Linked DNA regions of Homo sapiens: region 2 is linked to region 1. Evidence: read pairs that join two places in POLR2A ChIA-PET (ENCODE). Cell type or tissue: A673. All regions are shown on one strand.

The links. Peaks named below come from ENCODE experiments on the same cell type or tissue, not always from the same donor. Only the 100,000 strongest peaks of a DNase experiment are listed, where the experiment ranks them.
Region 2: POLR2A ChIA-PET joins it to region 1 with 5 read pairs; 3 of 35 experiments call an interaction of 5 or more read pairs at or near these places.

The regions. Positions count from the first base shown.
Region 1 is chr6:129,262,369-129,270,368 of GRCh38, reverse strand. LAMA2 (laminin subunit alpha 2) reads right to left here. Exons shown (of 65, transcript NM_000426.4): 16 at 3,150-3,263. Among named protein-coding and RNA genes, the nearest start is that of LAMA2, 380 kb to the right of the region's middle. In A673, no CTCF peak of the experiment used is centred here; no DNase peak of the experiment used is centred here.
Region 2 is chr6:129,208,620-129,216,619 of GRCh38, reverse strand. The region is part of intron 12 of LAMA2 (laminin subunit alpha 2); the gene reads right to left. Among named protein-coding and RNA genes, the nearest start is that of LAMA2, 330 kb to the right of the region's middle. In A673, no CTCF peak of the experiment used is centred here; no DNase peak of the experiment used is centred here; H3K27ac peaks cover 1,639 bases.

The DNA of each region.
Region 1 (8,000 bases):
AAATCTTACTTCATTTTTTCTTTATTTTCCTTAAGAAAATACATGATATTGCGTGTGTGTGTGTGTGTGTGTGTGTGTGTGTGTGTGTGTGTGTGTGTGTGTAGTCATAGAGCACTAATAACATATGTTTAATGGAAATTGTAGCTGATTCTAGGTAAAAATCAATTGTTCAGCTTGAAATTGCTGATTTAATGGGAACTGTGGCTAATCATAGAAATCCTCCGGGGCTATGGCCTCTTAGCTCAGACATGAATTTTGGCCTCAGTGGACTCTGATGGTTTGGACAATGCACTACTGTATTACATCTGTGAGAAGCTTGCTTGACTCATAATTAAACATGGAGAAAATTGAAAAATTTTAAACATCACGTGCCAATTTCATCAACTAAATGTGGATATGTATTTCTGTAGTAACTGGTGATATTTGAAAACAGGCTTTTCTCTAAGTTATTTAAAATTCTTTCTCAAATTTATTTTTAACAAAACTTTTTAAAAGATAGCATTAAGGTCAGCTTCACTATGAATAGTTGCCTTAATAATGCAGTATATTGGGATTTAATGTGCAAAACATGGATCCATTTGAAGAAAGATTTTTTCCCCGATTTGATTTTTGTTTTACTTCCTTTCAATTTTTAAGTTTAGCTAAACTAAGCTATTACTGAAGAATTGCTTGTTTTTTTGTAAAATTATTTGCATGTTATCTCACTGATACAACTAAAATTATGTCTTCAAATACTTAAGGGTTTTAAAAAATTGAATCAAAAATTAATTTTGCCTTAAACATGTTGAAAATGGTATTTCTAACATTCAACTGAAAATCTTGCATAATTGAGAGGGTTTTTTATTTCCAATTATTGATTTAAAAGACAAATAACATGTAGTTCTTACATTTTCTAATGTCACGTTTCATCAAATAAAAATCATCTTAAAACTCAAGTATTTTTGTAGTGGAAACCAGAAAACTGCATCAGACAACCTATATAATGGAAATAAAAAAAAAAAAAAGATGGAAGCTTCACTCTGATGGATTGGTTATTTTTACAGGTGTCCTGTTACGAAAGTGCTTTACAAAATTTTGCTCACATTACATACCACAAGAACTATGAGAAGAAGCAAGCATGAAATCTTCCCATGTGACATTGAATACTTCCTGGCTTACTTCAAATGGACTTTGAGTTAAAATGTCTTTTAAATATAGACCTACACTATTGCAGAAGTTTAGATTTTGTTCTGGTGCCAAAAATATTTTTCAGATAATTTATAATCAAATTTTAAAGCAAGTTAAGCTTTATAAATTTATAAATTTATTTTTCATGCTAAAAACCATGCTACTTAATGCTGGGTTAAAACCATGAAAAATAAACAAGAAGCTAAAATGCAGGGTCAGCTGAACAGTAAGAATGCCCTTGATGAGCAACATTCAAATATTCTCCTCTTTGTGTATTGTATCAGAACCCATATACTCAAAATGGAATATCAGCACTTAGTTATCAATACAATTTTGGAGAAAGGGCACTTGAAAGTCAGTATATCCTACATGATCACCTATTTACTAGCTATGATGGAAAATTCAGGAAACACCAGATTCTGTCTTTATCATCAAGATGTCCACTGTTTCCTCAAGATCGCTCTGTTATTTGAAGGAGACCTCCTATCTCCCTGTTCATGAAACAAAATCAGTAAACTAGGCATCATTAGTAGGGTCTGTTCTCTCCCTTCCTTCTCTCAAAATTATGCTGAATGACACTGTTTTATTAGTTAAAAAAGGCTTCTAGTTTTAGAAATATCACATCAACAAATGGACTAATTTGCTTTCATCCTAATGAATTCAGCATGAAAATTTGATTTGATTTTATCCTAATGAATTCATGAAATATGACTATATGGAACATCATGAGTTTGGTATTATGACATACTTATTTTTGTCTTCTTAGGGTAAGTAAAACAATTCCATGTCAGTTTTGGGCTGAGTATTATTTCCTACTGCATGTTAGTGAAGTGTTTAAAGGTAACCCAATATTTTTCCCAAAGTACATTTTAAAAGACTTATGGCATAATTAAAATGAAAATCACTTAGTCTTTCTATTCATAAAAATGTCATTTCAAAAATCCACTGATCCACAAATTAAGGCTCTCATGCTTCATAATGCAATGCAATTAAACAAAATCTTATATAGAGAAAAGGGAAAGAGCATCAACAAACCTAAATGCCAAATTACACTGAAACAAAAGCCCTGAATTTTCATTTTGGATTTTTCCCAGAAGCTTTTAAGTAGAAGAGAAATGGGGGAAAATGAGCAAGAGAAAGATAGAACATTAAGAATTACAGGTAACAGAATCCGCCTTAAATTCTTCAGGGAAATGAGAGTATAATATCCTCCTTAATTGGCACCATTTTAAATTGTGTTTCTGCAAGACTAATGAAAGGAGAAGTGTTGTTTCAAGCTTCATGCCATGTCAGACAATATAAAACTAATGTGCCCTTGAGTTAATCAGAATGGTCTATTCAGTGTAATTCTCCAATCCTAAGGTTTCTTAGCAGGATGGAAAGTGCTTTGCACTTTGTAAAGCCTATTTTCTGGTTAAAGCTTAGACTTAATTGCAAAGGAGAAGCAGCTCTGGTGAATATGTATTACATATTGTTTTTATTTTTAATCTACAAATGACACTATGCATTTAGTTAAATTATGAACATTTTAAATAAAAATATGTAGTATGTTTTCATTTTCAACATGAAGAAAACTTAATTATGTTTACTATAAAGGTTATATTTTACACTTTTCATATTATGGGGATATAAATTATTTTCTATTTTAAAAGTACACTGTACTTTTCATAGATTTATGGAAGAAAGTGAAACCATATATATTCATGGTAGTTATACTTCCAATCAGAAGTTATGCCTTATAAAAATATATCTGATTCTAATTTAATTCTTGATTTAATATGAATAAACACTTCCTCATATTCATTAGGGAGATCACATATGAAAGAGCATTCTCAGTTCCAATTCAGTTCAATACAAAGATCTTTGTCAAAGCACTTCTTGACTCAAGTGTTTAAGGTCCCCAGGGTAGTAGCTGAATTGTAGCATCTGTCGAGGTGATTTCAGCCTTGTCAATCAGCATCCCCAAAGAAGAGAGCACTTACCAGGCATTCTCCAGTGACGTCATCACAGGACTCCGCATGACCAAAGCACTGACATGGCTCACAGATGCCACCAAAAATAGTGCCGTTAACTCGCCTGTGCCTAGGCCAACAAGACTGAGAGAAAGATAAGGCTTTAGTCAGTCTTGGAGATTAAAACAAAAAGGTGTTTTTGTTTGTTTGTGTTTGTTTTCTGATAACAGAAAATAACAGGTAGGAAACTCATCAAATGTGCTTGTCAAAGCATTGCCATTATTGAAACATTGCAACAGAGCTATTCCTCCTGACACTGGGGCTTTGCACTGACCTTAGTGTTATTGGCAGGTATGAGATTAGAGGAAGCATTAGCTTGGTGTTTCTTCTGAAATGGTAAAATAAAGCAGAGATATAAAGAATTGAAATGTGACAGTCTCAAAGAAAAAAGCACAGACAGGAAAGTAGAAGAAAAAGTACTGTAAAAAAGGCAGCTGATATAAAAGGACTCATCATATAGTCTTAGCCTAAGAGAGTACCCGATGTCATCCCAAGCAATTTTGATTCTCTGGAATGTGTTCACTTGCCCATATACTAATTGCCCTTAACGTCATCATTTCCAGAAAATCTTTGACATGATTTGGAAGAAAGGCAGCACCCACACTTATATTTGACCACATACACAGCTAATTTCTACACATATATAATTCATGTATTTCATGCTAAATTTCCTCCATCCTATTATGCTTTCTCAAATTTACACAAAAAGTTTATGATTTATTTCTCACATTCTTGATAGCTTATTTTATGGCATTCTTCTGTAACTTTGCTTGTATTTTTCATTCCTTGTTTAAAATGTGAAACACTTTATTATATAAAAACTGAATTCTGATTAAAACAGGGTATTTTAGTCTTAGATTCCCTGTGTCAGTGCCTGCTCTAAGTTCCCCATCATCCTTAATTAAGTTTTCCATCTGTGGGGATTACTACAAAATGGATGAGATGCAAAATAAGCATGAGGCAAATACTGCTGCCCTCTAAGAGCTTATGATCACCCTCCAGTGAAATTGCATCTTGTGGGTTATTTACTATATTTCTGGATGGTCGAGTACAACATCATATATCATGAAAAGCCCTTCTTTTCCAGTTGAAAAAGAAAACAGAAGAGAAACCACTGAAGTAATAAAGGATATAGAATTGTGTTATGCTCCGTGGAAATGTTCCTTCTGCCTCAGGATATGAGGACTCTCAAATTTGAACATCAATAATGAACACATAAAAAAATTTATGTACTGATACTTTATATCTGAAAATAAAATAAAATGAACTTTCCCCTTAATTTGAACAGTACCAAAAAAAGTGTCAAATTTGTTTTCAAAATTATTATTATACTTTAAGTTCTGGGATACATGTGCAGAACGTGCAGGTTTGTTACATAGGTATACACGTGCCATGGTGGTTTCCTGAACCCATCAACCCATCATCTACATTAGATATTTCTCCTAATGCTATCCTTCCCCTAGCCCCCCACCCTCCGACAGGCCCCAGTGTATAATGTTCCCCTCCCTGTGTCCATGTGTTCTCATTTTTCAACCCCCACAACCAACCCAAAATTGTCAAATTTCTATCCTGTTCCGTTTCCATTTCTCCCAATTAAATCCCTTCCCATTTCTCCCCATTACATTTTTTGCCTCCCTAGATTCATTATAGAAGTGATTTCCTTCTGTAATATACATTTTTAAAAGCTGGTGAAGCTACATATTCATAAGGGGGTAGAAATTAAGGATGTTGAGAAAAGGGAGAGAACTAATCTACTGTTTTCAGACAGATATTCATGAAGTTTTCCTTAATAAGTTTTTTTGTTTTGTTTTAATACTCTGCAAATGCAGTACTCATACCACGTCTTCTTTCTTCAAACTTCCCAACTCCTTACACCTCTCTTTTAGCCAGTGATTTTAACTTATTACTCACAGAAAAAAATTAAAGCTGCCTTTGCACTAACAAGTCCAGAGATCTAAGCATATATCTCCAAACCTTGTTGCCATATTCCCATTCCAAACAAGTGATGTGGGGAATGTGGGGTCCTTCCTCCTAAAGAAATATTACTCCACTTGTCATCTGATTCCAGCATCTGTTATCTTCTCAATATTCACTCTCTCTGATGGATTAGTAATAACTTTCCCTTCTACTGGGTCATTACTATCAGCACAAAAAAATATGATCTAGTGTCTCCATCAAAAATAAACAAAACACAAATGACAAAACTGTCCTCTTAGCCTCATATAACTTTTCTAGTCATCTATGTTTTTCTTTTCAGTAACACTACTCTTAACAAGTATTATATTCCTCACCTCTTTTTCACACTTCATTCCATTCTAATCTGTTTTGTGTCACCACCTCTCAATTAAAACTGCTCTTGTCCTTGTCACCAAATTCCATGCAGCCAAATTCGATGGACAATTCTGCAATTGCATTTTATCCAACCTTTCATCAGCCTTGGGCCTAGCTGACTCCTTTTCCTCCCACAATTTCTTTTCTCAACTTCATGACATCACACTTCCCAAATTTCTAGCATATTTCTTTGCTGTCTCCTCTGCTTTGACCCTGCTTCTTAACGTCAGGAGCTCCTCAGGGCTTGGGCTGGGCTATTTTTCTCTCTTTTTTAAATCAATTGCACTTTCTCCTGGGTAATTTTATTCAGTTCCATAGTTTATGACGCCTTCCAAAAACATATCTCTAGACCAGACAGACATGCTGAATTTAAGACCTGAATATTATAAATACACATTGACATTTACACTTCACAGCGTTTTCAAATCGAAAATTTCTAAACTGGACTATGGATTCCATGCCCCCACCCCCCCACACACACCAACTATTCCTCAGCTCAGTAAATGACACCACAACCAACTGATCAATCATTCAAACTGGTCATCTATGACTCATTCTTAAACTCTTTATTTCTTTAATCTCTCCCCTGACATACAGTCTCGAATCAGTAAGTCCTATTTGTTCTACTATCAAAATATATATAGAATATGCTAACTCTTTTTATATTCCCTGCCATGATCCTAACAGCAACTACTGTCATTGCTGTGTTCCACTGCAACTACATATTAACCCTTCTCCTTCCTATTATTCATGCCCTCCTAAGACACATTCTTCCTACTGTAGCCATAATGCCTTCTTCAAAAAAATGTAACTCAGGCTGGGTGCGTTGGCCCATGCCTGTAACCCCAGAACTTTGGGAGGCTGAGGTGGGAGGATTGCTTGAGCTCAGGAGTTCGAGATCAGCCTGTGCAACATATTGAGATCTTGTCTCTATTAAAACAAACAAAAAAAAATAGCTGGGCATGGTGGTATACACCTGTAGTCCCAGCTACTCAGGAGGCTGAGGCAGGAGGATCACTTGAGCTCAGGAGTTTGAGGCTGCAGCAAGCTATGACAGCATCACTGCACTCCAGCCTAGGTGACAGAGCAAGACCCTGTCTCAAACAACAAAAAACACCCCAAAACCCAAAAATGTAAATCAGATTACACTACTCCACTACTCTGCTGAAAGGCTTGTAATGATGTTCCATGCCATGAGAATAAAATGCTCATTTCTTATCATATGTGCAAATCTCCTCATGGCCTTGCTTTTCCAATCACTTCTTGTCCCACTTTTCCCCTTGCTTACAAGGCTCCAGCCACGCTCCTTCTTTCCAGTCCTTACAGACTCCACGATCTATGCTGCTTCCTTAGCAGCTGGTTTTACATCGTTGTCCCTCTCATTCTTCAACACTCGATTTAGCTGTCACCACCTCAGGAAGCCTTTCCTGACAAACTTTTACAAAGTAGACTTTCTAACCTTCATACAACCACTTGCAGTAACTTTATCATAGAACCCTGTTTATTTCACCCTGTTTATTTCCTTCATAGAATTTGTCACGTTTATTTCTATTTGCTTTCTGGCATATCGTTAATGCCACCACTCAGTGCAACGTCCTTGGGGACAGGGACAATATCTGTATTGTTAATGGCACTATTTTCCCTGTGTAGGGTCTTGTTTGTCTCAAAATACACGCTCATCAAATACTAGTCAGCTAAATGAAAGTACGAACAAACAAACAATTCTATGAGGTGGTTAATATTATTTTCATTTCATGGAAGAAGAAACTGAGATTGCATAACACTCTTTTTAATAGTATATCCCCTGTCTCATCTGTCAAGTGAAATCTATGATGACAGCACTATGAAAGTAAGAAAATTTTTGAAAGATTTAACTGCAGAACACTTCACAAGAAGTCAAGTAGAAATGAGAAAAAAGATCCTGAATCAACACTATGGCCCCAAATGAAGTAAAAGAGAATGTCTACAATGGAGTCATTTGATCCTTTTTTGGCCAGAGGTTCTCAGCAAGCTGGAATTAAGACATTAATGGTCTTTGGCGTTTACTCAGCTTTTAAGGGATCCCAGGATATTAGTGATAACAAGGCTAGAATGACTGGCCTTACAAACTACACTTAATTGAAAAGCAAATGAAATAATGAAAGGATAGGACTGAATAATAGTGAATTTAGGGACAGAAAGTTTTGATAAGGAAAAAATGAATTTTAGAGAGTAGAAGAAATGAAGAAGTCAGAGAGAAAATCCAAAGTTCCAAAATTCATTGTCTCTTGATTCAATTAAGTTCTTTTATGGATTACAAAGTAATTTTATTTATCAAACAATTATTGTGTGACAGATACAGGAAGCTTTTATTATCTCTCCTTTTTTTTTCACACTCAAATGCTTCTATCTATCTGTTACCATTATTTAGCATCCAATTTAAGATTTCTCCACTCCAGGACACTTTGCATCTCTCTCCACTGCAGTAGCTCATCCCTTTGAATGATTATT
Region 2 (8,000 bases), 54 kb after region 1:
TCATATAGCCCTCTGTGATTCAACATTGACTAGCATTTGTCATGATAAATTCCTTTCACTGTGATGTAGATTATCATATAATTCAAGGAAGATGTTTTTGTACTTCAACCATTAATTAATACTTACTTGTAACATAGCATGATTCATTCATTACATATTCTAGAATAGTAAAAATCTACTTATTGCAAAACTAGCTTAAGGCAATTCAGATAACTATGTGTCTCCATCCTCATTCCAAAGAACATCAGTTTAATTATAGGAATTATTTAATATTTATATAATGTGCCAGACTATGCTCTAGGCAGCTCTAATGTATGAAAGGCATGTTTTGCCCTCAAGGATATTCTTCTACTCTCAAACTGACATAAAAACAAAAGAGAACAGTTTTCATAAAATATAAACAATAAAGTTTCCATCTCTACTGTGGTGTTTAATCTGCAGAATGTAGCTATAGACTGCAGTTGTGTAATCAGAGATTGTATGTCCTAGTTGTTTTGTGGCTATCCATCATTTGTAAAACGAAATTCTCTTTCTGATTCATGACTTTGATAATATCTTGAGCTCATTTTTGCCTTGCACAGTAAGGCACAGTCAACCATTATTTTCTCTGTTAATACTGGATCAGTACACAGAAATTTGTTTATAGTTACTGATTCTATTTCTAATGATACTTTTTAAAAACCAAAGAAGAGAAGAAAAGTGACAAATACATCTTCCCTCAGATTCACTTAGTCTAGTGGGATCTGTTATATAATCTTAGATACTCAATCAAGTTTTATTTTCTGGAAATGTCAAGGGAAAGCAAGGGGGTTAAGAATTATTCAGTTCCTATTACATATCCAGTGTCTCATGAGTTATTAGATTAAAGAATCATGATAACTCTAAGAAGTAGTATTTACACTCTCCATTTTATAGATAAAGTGACAAAGGATACAAGGTGAAGAAATCTCTGTAAGATCTCACAGCTACTAAATGTTAAGTTCTAAAAAATTAAATCAGATTTATTTGACTGATAAATAAATAAATAAATATTTATTTATTTGACTCCATCATTCATTCTATGATATCACACAGCCTTGAGAAATAGATATGAGCTGGGCTTAAGAAATATATATCTCTCTGCAGCATCCTTCAGAAATGCATTTTTGTGGCATGGGATGGCAAAGCAGTATCTGCAGTTATTTTTCAACTGTTGAGGGAAACCTCCTTAGATATGGGGGAGTGGAAGTCAGAAGCTTTGATATAGGATTAGAATTGCAGCTAACATAACATAGCCCTTTATGACTCTACTGGGAATCAACAACTCTGATTTTGAATAATCTCTTGAGGCCTTATTTAGTCTTTTAGACTGTAAGCATTACAAGGATTTTGTAGGTAGCATTTTATCTATAACCTTGAGATATGTAGGTTATGGTTCTCAGAAGGAAGATGAGAATTTTCAAGATACTCAGGCAGAGCAACAAAGCCAATTTCTAAGTCACTTGATTCCATCTGTCTGAAGAAAAAGGTGGTATAAAAGTCAATTGCTTTCCTATATATTAGCAAAGAAAATTGGAATGTGAAGTTAAAAACACAAGACCATTTATACTAGCATGCTCCACAAAACACTTCAATATAAATCTAACAAATTATGTACAAAATCTATATGAGGAAAACTATAAAACTCCAGTGAAAGAAATCAAAGAAAAATTAAATAAATGGAGAGGTATTCCATGTCCATAAATAGGAAGACTCAAGGTAGGATGTCAGTTCTTCCCAATTTGTGTAGATTCAAGGTAATCCCAGTCAAAATCCCAGCAAGTTATTTTTTGGATATCAACACACTGATTCTAAAATTTATATGGAGAGGAAAGACCAAGAACAGCCAACACATCATTAAATAATATTGAACAAACTTGTAAAGCTAACACTACCCAACTTCAAGACTTAGTATAAAACTATAGTTATCAAGACAATATAGTACTGGTCAGAAAAAAGTCACTTAGATCAATGGAACAGAATAGCCAGCCCAGAAATACACCCGCATGAATATGGCCATCTGATCTTTCACAAAGGAGCAAAGGGAATTCAATGAAGAAAGGAAAGTGTTTTCAACAAATGGCACTAGAAAAACTGGACATCATTTGTGTTATGGTTAGAATATGGTTTGTCACAATCAAAATCCATAGTGAGGTTTGGTTCCTAATGGGGTGATGTTGAGAGGTGGTGCCTTGGAGAGGTGATTAGGTTTTTAAAAAGGAATTAATACCTTTCTTAGAGTGAGTTCTTGCTCTTGTAGGACTGGATTAGCTACCTCGAGGGTGGGTTGTTAAAAAGGAAGGCTCCCTCTTGTGTTTGGTCATTTTGCACATGCCCACTTTTTCTTCCACTTCTCCACCATGTTAAGATGCAGCACAAGACTCTCACCAGAACTTGACCAAATGCACCTGTCCTAACTTGGATCTCCTAGTCAAGCTCCCAGGATCACAAGCTAAATAGAACTCTCTCCTTTATAAATTACCTAGTCTCAGGTATTCTGTTATAGCAACAGAAAATTGACTGAGATAACTTGTGAAAAAATACATAAATGCAGATATAGACCCTCACAAAAATTAACACAAAATGGATCATAGACCTCAAAATGGATCATATAAAATGCAAAACTATGACTCTTGGAAGATAACATAGAAGAAAATCTAAATAACCCTGAGTTTGCAGTAACTCTTTATATATAACACTAAAGTCAAGATCCATGAAATAAAAATTCATTTTAGATTTTATTAAAATTAAAAATCATCTTCTCTGTGAAAGACACTGTGAAGAGAATAAGAGAAACTACCATTTGCAAGAAAATATTTGCAAAAGATATACCTGATATGGTCCAAAACATACAAAGAACTCTTAAATCTCAACAACAAGAAAATAAATTTAAAAATTGGAAAAAATCTAAACAGATACCTCAGCAAAGCTTATATACAGATGGAAAATAAGCACATGAAAACATGCTCATCATCTTACATCATTAGAGAATTTCAAATTAAAACAACGATATACCACTACATATCTATTAGAATAGCTGATGTCTAAAACATTGACAATATGAAATGCTGGTGAGAATGTGGAGAAACAGGAACTCTTGTTCATTGCTGGTGAGAATGCAAAATTATACAACCATATTGGAAGATAGTTTGGCAGTTTATTACAAAACTAGCATGCTCTGACCATATGATCCAGTAATTGCACTCTTTGGTATTTACCCAAATAAGTTGAATATTTATATCCACACAAGACTTATCACATAAGTGTTTATAGCAGCTTGATTCATATTGCCAGAACATGGTAGCAAGCAGGATGTTTTTCAGGAGGTAAATGGATAATTCAACTGTGGTTATATCCAGACAACAAAATAGTATTCAGAGCTAAAAAGAAATGAATTATCAAGGCAAGAAAAGACATGGCGGAACCTTACAGGCATATTGCTAAGTGAAAAAAGCCAACCTGAAAAGACAACACATTGTATGATTCTAACTACATGACATCTTGGAAAAAGCAAAATCATGGAGACAGCGAAGAAGAAAATGGTCAACCCCACTTTTGTCACTTCTGAAAAATTTTAGATTATGAGAGTAATATGTCTATCAGAAAATATGTGCTTCCAAAGCAATGTCAAGTCTGCTCAGGGTATGCACAGCAACAGAAAGACAGCCACCTCTAGGACATCATAATAAACATTTGAAATGCTTTAGAATGTGTATGCTTCTCTTGCAGAGAATATTTTGGAATCCAGCAAACTAAACAACATTAAATCAAACATTTAAATTAAAAGCCACAGCTGACCAAATATTATTGTATCTGTTTATTTTATTATCTTGAAAGGCAGCTGCTTCCTAAGTGAAAGCAAATTAAACTCAGTTAAGTGAATTTTTTAATTTGATGGCATGAACCCGAAATCGATGTTTGAAAACAAGTGGCTTGATTTTAACCCACCTTGACTAGAAAGTAAATAGCTGATTCTTTTTTTATGACTCTCATAGAAAAATGGTAAGAGATCTGCAGTGGAAGTCAGGAAATCATAAACCTAGTGTCTGCCTGGTCTCTGGAGAAGCTGTATATCTTTGTTCAAGTGACTTAATCTTTCAGGGTCTCAGTTTCCACATTCCATTCCATGGACTCTCAACATATAAAACTGATTTTAAAAAAAACATCCGGTTTAAGAGGAAAAGAGACTCCCTATCTGCTCCATCCTACCTCCTGCCCCTAGCATGGAGGAACCACAAGAACACAGGGTGAAAACCATCTCACACAAAACACATTTAATAGAGTCCTGCTCAAGTTCTTTCCAGTCTTCAAATTCTTTGTTTCTATGTAAATATCCAAAACATCTAACTTCCTCCTGATCCACAGAGCACAAGACTTTTACCCACACAATGCAACTCAGGCTCATAAAATTTGAGGGCTGGAAAAGAATTTGGCATACTATTTCGGTCCTCCCCTTGGTTCTGAACAGATGAGGCCTTAAATGATCCCAGAAAAAATCTTTTAAAAATATTTCGGAAATCCAGACAGACAAAGGAACTTAAATCCAACACTTTTTGTAAGTTTCAAATTTTTTAAAATTTAGGATAATTTTACCTGTATTTTCTCTTATCTTTTGTGTAAACAGAAATAACTGCTGTCCACAAAAAGCATCCCTTTATTCACTCAACAAAGAATTATTAAGTTCCTAAGGTCTCCAAAGCAATCTGCTAGGTTCTAGAGGTTAGAAGAAGAATAGAATCCAGTTGTCACTCACCAGGAATTTGCAGTTTAGTGAGAAAGTCAAAGAGGGATATTTCTGCCTGCTGGGTGGTAGGTGCTTTCATGGGAATTGTGCAGAGAAGGCCTAACTCAGCCAGAGCTGGGGGATAGGGTGATTAGAAACATTTCCTATAGAATTCAATGCTTAAATGCTTTTTGAATGATGACTAGAAGGTAATTACTCAGGAAAATGGTAGAAAGAAATCCCGTACTGAAGGGACATTGTGAGAAGAAAAGCATGAGAGAGCATTGAACACTTACCACGGGCATTTTAATTACTGGACCACGGGTCCCTTCTGAGCTGCAAGGGAGTTATAAGTCCAGAATGGTCTCTGAGCTTTCATTGAAAGACACTGAAATTTTAAGCAGAGGACTAAGGTAATCAAATTTGAGTTTTATAAAGATTCTTCTCCACCAGGTATGTGAATAACATTTCAGAGGAGGGAGGTTGGAGGTAGAAAAAGAGTTAGATGGTTTTTTCCTGTAATATAGGTAAGAAATTACGTAGCTTGAACACTGGCTGTTCAGTGTCTTGAATCATTCTAGTTGCTTTGCTCTGACACATGCCACATTTTCTGTGGCTGGGTTTGTGTATCATCAGTGCATCTAGATATGGACAATAGCTCAGCTGAGTGCAATTATTTTCTTTTCAATTGTTGTCATGGAGTCACTTTACCATATTTTGTAGGGTTATTTATTATTAGTAGTCAACTGAGTGTAAGATTATATTTGGCATTATATTCATAAAATTTTAAATCTGCAGGAGACCTTCTAATTCACCTGATCTGTTTGTATCATGTTTTCCCAAAAGGTAGTTTTCTTATGGGGAAACCACAGATGAGGCCGTGGGGACATAATGTAGGTAGAGCTCCTAACTCTGCCATGTGCTATAACCAGAAACCAGGCCTACTGGCCACTGTAACAAGCACCAGCCCTACCTTCTGCTTGAACTAAAATGAACTCTGTCGACCACTGTAGCCAGCATCTGTTCTGTTGCCCACCGTAACCGGCATCTGTCTCATACTGTAACCAGGACTGGCCATGTCACCCATTTGAATCCTTTATTTTGTTTGTTTTTGGGTGTTCTAATTAGGATTTTGTTTGAAAAACAGGTTCTGTTGCTAAAAAATTATAACCTCTTCCCAACAGGCCCTGTGAAGTTAAGGGTCTTACCTGTGTTTATAACTGGCTAGTGGGTAGCAGAGCTCAAACAGCGAAACTGTTAACACATATTCAGAAAGAGCTAGAAACTCTTCTAGAATCTGAAGCTATCTTCAATCCTCACGCAATATTCTGGTTCTGCCAAGTCTCCTTTCTCTCCCATTCCAAATTAATGGCAGTACATGTTAGACTTCCTGTTTCTTTAAAAATAGCTGCTTTCTAAGATTCATTTTATTCCAATGTAAATGTGTGGTTGGTGTGGTGTGTGTGTGTGTGTGTGCGTGCACATGCGTGGTTCGGTTTCTAATGAGATTGATAAATAAATTTGTATTTACATAGTCTTTGGTGGTGGCTAACGAGGTTATTTTAGGGTTCCCTTGTACAGGATAGACTATTGGATAAGAAAGTCAATCCCTGAATTCAGACTAAAAGCATACTGCAGGTTTTTTTGTTTGTTTGTTTTTTTAAAGCCTTGGAAAGTCAAAGTCTAGGGAACTATCTGCAGATAATTAATCATCAGTAATTTAAAAAAGTAGTCATAAAAGAGTGCCCCCCAAATTCTTATGGGTAAATAATCACTTGGGGAGCTGATTAAAAACGTAGATTTCCCCAGATCTTCTGGATAAGTGAATCCAGAGTAAGGGTCAATAGTAAAAATTTTTTTTTTTTTTTTTTTTTTGAGATGGAGTCTCGCTCTGTCGCCCGGGCTGGAGTGCAGTGGCGCGATCACGGCTCACTGCAAGCTCCACCTCCCGGCTTCACGTCATTCTCCTGCCTCAGCCTCCCGAGTAGCTGGGATTACAGGTGCCCGCTACCCTGCCTGGCTAATTTTTATGTATATTTAGTAGAGATGGGATTTCATCGTGTTAGCCAGGATGGTCTCGATCTCCTGACCTCGTTATCCGCCCGCCTCAGCCTCCCAAAGTGCTGGGATTACAGGCGTGAGCCACCGCGCCCGGCCAATAATAAACATTTTAAATAAAGACTCCAGATGACTGATGCAAAAAAGCCTGAGCACCGCACTTGAGAGACTTTCATAGCAATAACTAGATTTTTAAAGGAGTTAATTTAACAGTTTTGCTGAACCCCTTAACCTGGCTTATCTCCTTTAAATAAACATACTGTACTATATAAATCAGGGATGCAGAGTCAAACCTCATCCTTGCTGAGTTTTATGGGATCAAGCTGTCACGAGTTTCATTCCCTGCATAGTTAACATTTTCTTTAGCCTAAATATCTTTCACCATGCATGAAGCTCATGAGCTTTGTACAACAGAAATTATTTCTTGTGTTAAGCCCTTATTCTATCCATCACCCTCCAAATCTCTGCTAGATTGTGAGACACATTAAATTGCTCTATCATTTTCTAGGTAAAGTTTCAAAAGAGTTTCGGATCAAGAGCAGACTTAAGATTAGATATTAACATATTTACATTTCATCCCTGTACTTGTCTTGAACAAAAAAAGCAAAATAAAGCATTTTTGCTTTTATATAAAACCATCACATCTTAATTTAAAATTATGTGATATAAGAACACCACCTCCCTACTCACTCTTTTTTTTCCTGCAGTATGAGTAAAAACGAGCTTAAGGCAGTAAATGGCCTAGGGGAACTTCAATGGCTTGCAAAGCTTTTTGTCTGTGGGTTATTTCCAGTTCCATTTCATTATAAATGACTTATTTCCAGAACACTGAGGCTGATGATCACTTCAAACCCAGTCCCAGATGAAAACTGGAAAGAAAAGCCATTTACTGTCCTACCAGATCATCTCTAAGACAGGTCCTGACAGTCAGTTACTTTGTATATCAAAATACCCTAAAAATTAGACAGATATGAGCAAATTCTTCCTATTCTTTTTCCTTTCCTGCTGCATTTATTTCTTTATTCTTTCCATTGTTTTCCTTTCCTTGCCCTCCCTGCTTCCTCTTCCTTCCTTCCTCCCTCCCTCCTTCCTTCCCTCCCTCCCTCCCTTTTCCTTCCTTCCTTCCTTTTTCTTTCTTTCCTTCTCTTTCTCTTTCTTTCTCCCTCTCTTCCTTCCTTCTTTCTTTCTTCTTTCTTTCTTT